Linked DNA regions of Homo sapiens: region 1 is linked to region 2. A link is a contact called in ENCODE Hi-C or POLR2A ChIA-PET data. All regions are on one chromosome and are shown on one strand. The core of a region is the stretch at or near the end of the contact, and the rest is flanking DNA. Distances in the headings are between cores, read along the strand shown.

Region 1 (3,148 bases), core at 609-3,108, 84 kb before region 2:
GAAATACAAAAATATTTTTTATATGGAAAAGGAAAGAGGAAATGAAGGAAGAGAGAGTTTCAAGGAGGCAATAGTCAACTGTTTCAAATGCTACAGTCACGTCGAATAAGATAATAATGGAAGTATTCTTTAGTCTTAGCTACTTGGAGGTTACTGGAATCTTGGCAAGAGCAATTTGGTATCAAATCCAAATAAAAATTTGTTGAGGAGTGACTTAGAAGAGAAGAAATACAGACTGTGAATGTAGAAAATCTCCAGCAACTTAACTGTGGAAAAAAGGAGAGTTTATGATCTGAGGGGAACCTAGGGTCTGAGGAAGGGTATGCTTTATTGGTTAAGAAGGAGCCAGGACAGAGAAGGGGCAAAAGATAGGAGCGAAGGGAAGCCACATGCCTGACCAGATATTGTGAACTAATGAGTCTTAGGCAGGAAAAGAGGTACCTCTTTCATTGGCTAGGAGGAATGAACTTGAGGGTGGTTGTACTTCTTGTTGACTGAGGGAGCAGCCAAGTATTCCAAAAAGTTCACATCAAATAGTTTTTTTTTGTTCTATTCAAAAATTGCAAAATAAGAGGTGAGGTCTCCTTCTGATGTTCATAGAAAACATGATGAGAGATTTGAGGAGAGTTGATATTAAAGAAGGAACTGACAGCCTTCCATAATTTATGTTCTTATCTGTCCAACACCCTGCTGCTAGAGAGACATTTCTGAAATGTGGATCCAATCATGATGATTTTTGGCTCCCAGGTTCCCACAAGATAAATTCCTATCCATAACTTGTTCTGTACAGCCTTCCACAGTGCAGCTCCCACTAATCTCAAGCCTCATCAGCACCCCCTCCACCCCAGCTTCCAGCATCACCGTTATTCAAACATGGTACATGCCAGAACTCCCTGCCTAGAATTCCTTTAACCTCACTTCTCTGCCCAAAAACCTCCATCCACCCTGCAAAATTCAGTTTAAGAGTTTCTTCCGGTCAGGCGTGGTGGGTAATCCCAGCACTTTGAGAGGTCAAGGAAGAATTGCTTGAGGCCTGGAGTTTGAGACCAGTGTGGGCAACGTAGGGAGACTCTGTCTCTATAAAAAATTCAAATTTTAACATTCTTGTTCTTTTCAAAAGAAGTATCTTCTTACTCTGGATATATCTTACTTTTTCTAACCTGTTTTCTCTGTATACTGATTTTATTTATTTATGCACTGATTTATTTTTACTCTGTCACTCTTAGGTATTTTTGTATGGTGTTTCAAATCCCCTTGAGGGATATGTTTCTTCCATTAATTTAATTAACTAGCCAATGAATATGTATTCTGCAAAATATAGTGTATAACTTTAAGGAGCTCCAAGGAAACAGGCAGCCATAATTCAATGTAACCTGTGCTATAAAGAAAGATGGACAAAGCTGCCACAGGCTTGGAGTGGAGAGAGTAGTAGTGAATGGGGATGGGAGTAAAGGAGGCCACTGAAGGCTTCCTATATGCATGCTCATGCTTCTGTCCCTCTCACAAGGAGTTTCATGGTGAGTTCCATGAAGTCTAGGGCAGTGCCTTGTCCAACAGGGTGTCCCCGGGTTGCAGCATATTGACTATTACGTTGTGCCTGCTCTACAAGGTTAAACAGATGCTCGTATTGAGGAAGCAATTGTATAGCTTCCTACTTTCGGGATCTTATAGACTCCTGTTACAATTATTTTCAGCCGGAAAGATTAATTATTCTTTCTAACGTGTTGCCACTTCTTAAAATATCTGTTCACGGTTATTGAGAGGTGAAAACAAAAAAAAAAACCTTTTTGATGCCATTGGAAAGTCCAGTCATTACTGCTCTCAGCGCGGCCATCTGTTTATTGCTCTGTTCCGTGAATCCCTGACTCAGCTTCTCCTCTATCACGAGGGCCCTGCCAAGAGCAAATTCCTCTTCTGCACTCACCACCAAGGATTCGGCTTCTTCCTTCCTTCAATTCTTTTGTCTGTGCTAATCATTTGTTGTTAAGTTGCCTGAAAAGAAATGGATGTGATCATTGTATAGGACTTTTTTTTTTTAATAAAAAGAAAGAACGAAAAGGCTCTGCTTTCTCCTTGCACATCACTGTTTGGTGCTCAATCTAGCATGACTTCTGCTTTGTATATTTGGGTTGCTAAACAAGAGAGTCATTGTTATCCGCTTAATTTGAAATCATGATTTTTCTATGAAGCATTCTAATCTCAGCTTTACCAGCAGATGGGCTTACACCTAAAATAAGACTAGCTTCTCGCCTACCCATTTTGTCTGTTTAAATCCTTTTTATAGGAGTATGAAAGGCTAGGGGTTGAAATTTTCACATGTTCTGTGACTACTTGTTGCAGAAGTTTCCAGACTTGAAATATGCAGCTGTAAAATATTCAATTGCAAAGGCTGCAACACCTAGTCCCACAGCTATCAACATCTTGCCAGCCCCTGGAAATGTCTACATCAGGTCTGGTGGTCCCAGGCCTGTCTTACCTGTATTAGTACAGTGGCTCGTGATGGTTCTAGATTCCATCTTGTACTTCAGGTGGGAGTCATACTTTCTCCTGCCATAAAGCCCTCTTTCTTTCAGATCATTCAAATCTTTCAGATTGTTTGTGTATTCTCTTTTCCTCCCAAGACTAATTTCTAGCAACAAGCAACTGTTATGTTAAAATTCCTTTTATCAAATAGGAGTACATTTGGAATAGTGATATTCTTTGGAATAGCAATATAGCAATAGGAGTCCATTTGGAATAGCAATGGTGAGGAGGTGAGAGTCCAGAACTCCTAATAGAGTTACAGTAGACAGTCCCTGAGGAAGGTGGGTTCAGTCAACTGCAGAGTTGTTATTTTGTTTCCATGATATGGATATGCAACTTTGGGGTTGAAATGAATGTCTCAGGACAACAGAAAAGAAGTTAGAGCTGCCGCCTTCTTGGCTCTTCTCCCAGGTAGCCTTAAGCCTTTCTTCTAAATAAGTGTTTAGCAAATACTTTAACACTGTTTGAAGAGGTGCCAAATGATTAGCCTCTCCAGAGAACCGAATGTCCTGGTTCCCTTGCTTGCTAGTAACAGATAGCTCAGAATTCAGCACCTAAAACTAGCCTGTGTTGCATTTTCTCTAGGGGTCTCTCTTGTCATTGAACAGAACACAGACTCATTGGT
Region 2 (3,186 bases), core at 399-2,898:
ATCTCACTTTTCTTATGTTTAAGGGAGCATCAACCCCCACAGGTACAGAGGTCTGCAGAACTCTAACATATAACATTCACAGAACTCGGCCACAAACCAGACCCCAAAACATGCTAGAATTCTCTCTCCATTGTTGAATGTTAGCAGCCATTTTGCTTTCATTTAGAGCTTCAATTAAACAGTATCAAATACGTCAGGTATTTTCTTTTATTTCTGCAAATGTATCTTTACAATCAAATGCCTCATTTTTAGCCATTCACCCTTGAAAAACTGAAAGTGATTTCAAATAGTGATGTGTGGCCAGCTTTAACTTGGACAGTCATTAGTGTTAGAGGAGTGGGGATTTGGAAATACTGCCTTAAGAAAAGTTTCCCCCTTAACTTATTTTTTACCCTTCCCACCTCTGTCTCCATGGAAATGAGGTCAGAGGCCACGGAGAGCTCCCAGGGAGCCAGCAGCTGGGAATGAGAATTCTCACTTAGAGATTTCAGCTGAAAGCTATAAACTCCTTTACAAAGACCAGCTGAGTCTTTTGGCCACCATAGTCTCCTTTTTACACTAATAAATAGGTGGCTTTTTTTTTCTTTTGTCTTTCTCTTTTGGCACATACATGGAGGAAGAAGAGGTGCCACTGAGTAATAACCATTTTTGCATTTATACTTGAACTTCTGTGCAATAAATCAAGATGGAGATATTCCTTAAGAATTTATTTTCAACTTAATATGTTTAAATGATAGTGTACATATGGAATTAAGCAATTATCACTTGCTTGATCTCTGTCCTTTCAAGTTTATGATAACACCAGATATTTGAAGACAAATATATGTGGTTATTCATTACATGCTATCAGTTATAAATGATTCTAATAGAATGTCACCATGACATAATTCAAAATCACTTAATTAAAAGAAAGAACCAATCTCAAGATATGAGCAGTTGGTGCCATTAAACAAAATGTTTTATGAATTAACGTATACTTTACTATTAGTACCTGTTTTTGTTGAACTGTTAACACAAGTCCATATTTTTTTGCACTTTATTCAGTTTATTTACTCATAAATCATTTGAAAATATCTGAGAAGGGTGACTACTCAAATATGCCAAACACTTTGTTATTTTTATAAGTTATATATTATTATTTAGTAGCCGAATATTTATTAAAACAATATGAAATGTAAATTTAGTTTAAAAAAAAAAAAAGCCCTAACAAGTTCTTTTTAAATTTGGAGCTATAGGAGTCTGTGTTTCAAACTTTTTTTTCCTTCATGCCACACTTTGTTTTATGGTTCAAGGTTTGTAGACTCAATAAGATTCAGCATTATTTCCAAGAACTTTTACGAAATTTCATCATTACTCTTACATAAAACACTGAGTTATTACTTTTAATCATCAATCACACAACTGCTCTGAATTTTCCAGAACTTAGCTTCAGCAAGCATCAGAACCACAGCACCTCTCTCAGACACTTTCACATTCTTTCTCTCTCTCTTTTTTCAGCGTTGTGGTCAGCAGTCTAATGATGCTGGGCTTTTATTCTTTACTGTTTCCTTTGTCTTTGGGCCCTTTCGCAGGTCGCTGCTGAGCTCTCTCTCTCTCTGTCCTGGGTTGAGCCCTTATTCCATTTTCCCCTGCTCTCAGAAGTGAAACAGAACATCGTGTTCCGAAGCTGCCCAGCACACATGCTTCACGATGCTGCCAAGTTTGCAGCTGACCAATTGGCCTACTTTAGAGGACTCGCATTTACAAAATTTACAAGTCTTTATTTCCACCAGCCCATCACCTCCTCCCCACCCCGCCGAAAAAGAGTATGTCAAACACACTGATAAATCAAGAGTTTTTTGGTGTTGCAACAAAATGGGCAGTCATTTCTTTGCCCTTTGCTGGCTCTCAGCCTTGCTCTTCCCTCCTGAATAGATGGAAAATATGGGTTGGTGTACGGTACAAAGACATTCAAAAGTGATTGCCTCTGTATTAATAACTAATTTCAAAAGAAACATACAAACGAAATGATATGCTCTTCTATTTTTTTCGGAGATCGGTATTTCTAAAGTAATTCCTTTCCAAAAACTGATCCAGGCAAACCTGTCTTCTTCCAAATTAGGAAGACAGAGTTAATGCTTTGCTTTTTCAATGAGATTGGGTCAGGCAAGTCATGGATTTAGATATTTTGAACACTCCTTATTGGCATTTGAATCTTCTAAGCTTCTATAATAGATTCAAGATCAAATAGGAGAGGGTAAGGATTTAATGGAGCAAAGAAAAGTTGTAGGAATTGGTTTCTTGTGATTTTAGTGATTCCTGCCCCACTCTTCAAGAAAAGGAACTCGGTCAAGGGTAGATCCAGGTTATTGCAAAGCTTATAAAATATGGAGCCCTCTTTATGAAAAAGAATATGAAATTAAGCCCAAGAGTAAATATCTACTTAGAATAAGAGAAGAAACCATAACAAATGACAAACTTTAAAAAGCATCCAGAAAAATAGCATCATTACCATTAGTATTAAGAATTATTGTTATTATCATAACTTCACTGTTTGATCCACCTATGTAACATTTCTTTTCCCTACTTTTTTTACTTTATCCTCTTTGATCGTTCCTCAAATAACCAAAACTTTATAATACTATTTTGTGTAAAGAGAATAGAAAGATAATTTTGTTTTTTTTTTTCTGGCATGGCAGATAGAAATATGTTTTTTGTTATTAATGGCTTAGAAAATAATCTTTCAGCTTGAGAATTATTGGTCATGCCACAGCTGAAACAATCTCTTGCTCCAGAGGTGCTTCGTGCTCTAAGAAAATTCCTCAGAGACTCCAGACCTTTGATCTTGCTGGGCAGGGCTCCAGCTGACCCTTTGGCCATTGTCTCAGCAACTGATCCAGCATCCCATTTGGTGTCCTGGGTGGAAAGGGCAGGGCTCGAGATGCTGGTGGTGGGGCCTTTGTCTGGAGAACCCTGAGCAGAGAGTGGTGGAGCATCTCATTCCAAACCTTCTCCTTGGTGCCAGAGTTGGATTTCAGATACCTGGGGAGGCTCCACATGTTGCAGGGCATCACTGGAGGTCAGCAAAAATTGAGAGTACGTTCAACCTACCAGCCTTCCACACAGACCGAGAATGTAGAGATTGACCCTCTGGCTGGCGTGGCTCTCCATGCATCCAGCTATACCTTAAATCCCTGCGAAGGACAC

Evidence for each region. Hi-C counts contacts between places; a loop is a spot of excess contacts on that map. ChIA-PET counts read pairs that join two places held with the same protein, here RNA polymerase II (POLR2A). Pooled maps may share reads with other maps.
Region 1: a pooled map of ovary shows a loop between it and region 2 (1.9-fold over the local background). The contact joins two enhancer-like sites. A Hi-C loop is called at or near these places in 1 of 50 pooled maps. POLR2A ChIA-PET finds 5 or more read pairs at or near these places in 2 of 52 experiments (T-cell and activated CD4-positive, alpha-beta T cell).

What each region holds. Positions count from the first base shown.
Region 1 is chr5:68,085,078-68,088,225 of GRCh38, forward strand. All of the region lies in intron 1 of LOC124900990 (a long non-coding RNA gene), which reads left to right. Among named protein-coding and RNA genes, the nearest start is that of LINC02219, 100 kb to the right of the region's middle. Within about 2 kb of position 1,859, at least 3 of the 41 ENCODE cell types and tissues checked have a DNase peak (open chromatin) inside an H3K27ac peak, as active enhancers do.
Region 2 is chr5:68,169,648-68,172,833 of GRCh38, forward strand. No RefSeq gene overlaps it. Among named protein-coding and RNA genes, the nearest start is that of LINC02219, 19 kb to the right of the region's middle. Within about 2 kb of position 1,649, at least 17 of the 41 ENCODE cell types and tissues checked have a DNase peak (open chromatin) inside an H3K27ac peak, as active enhancers do.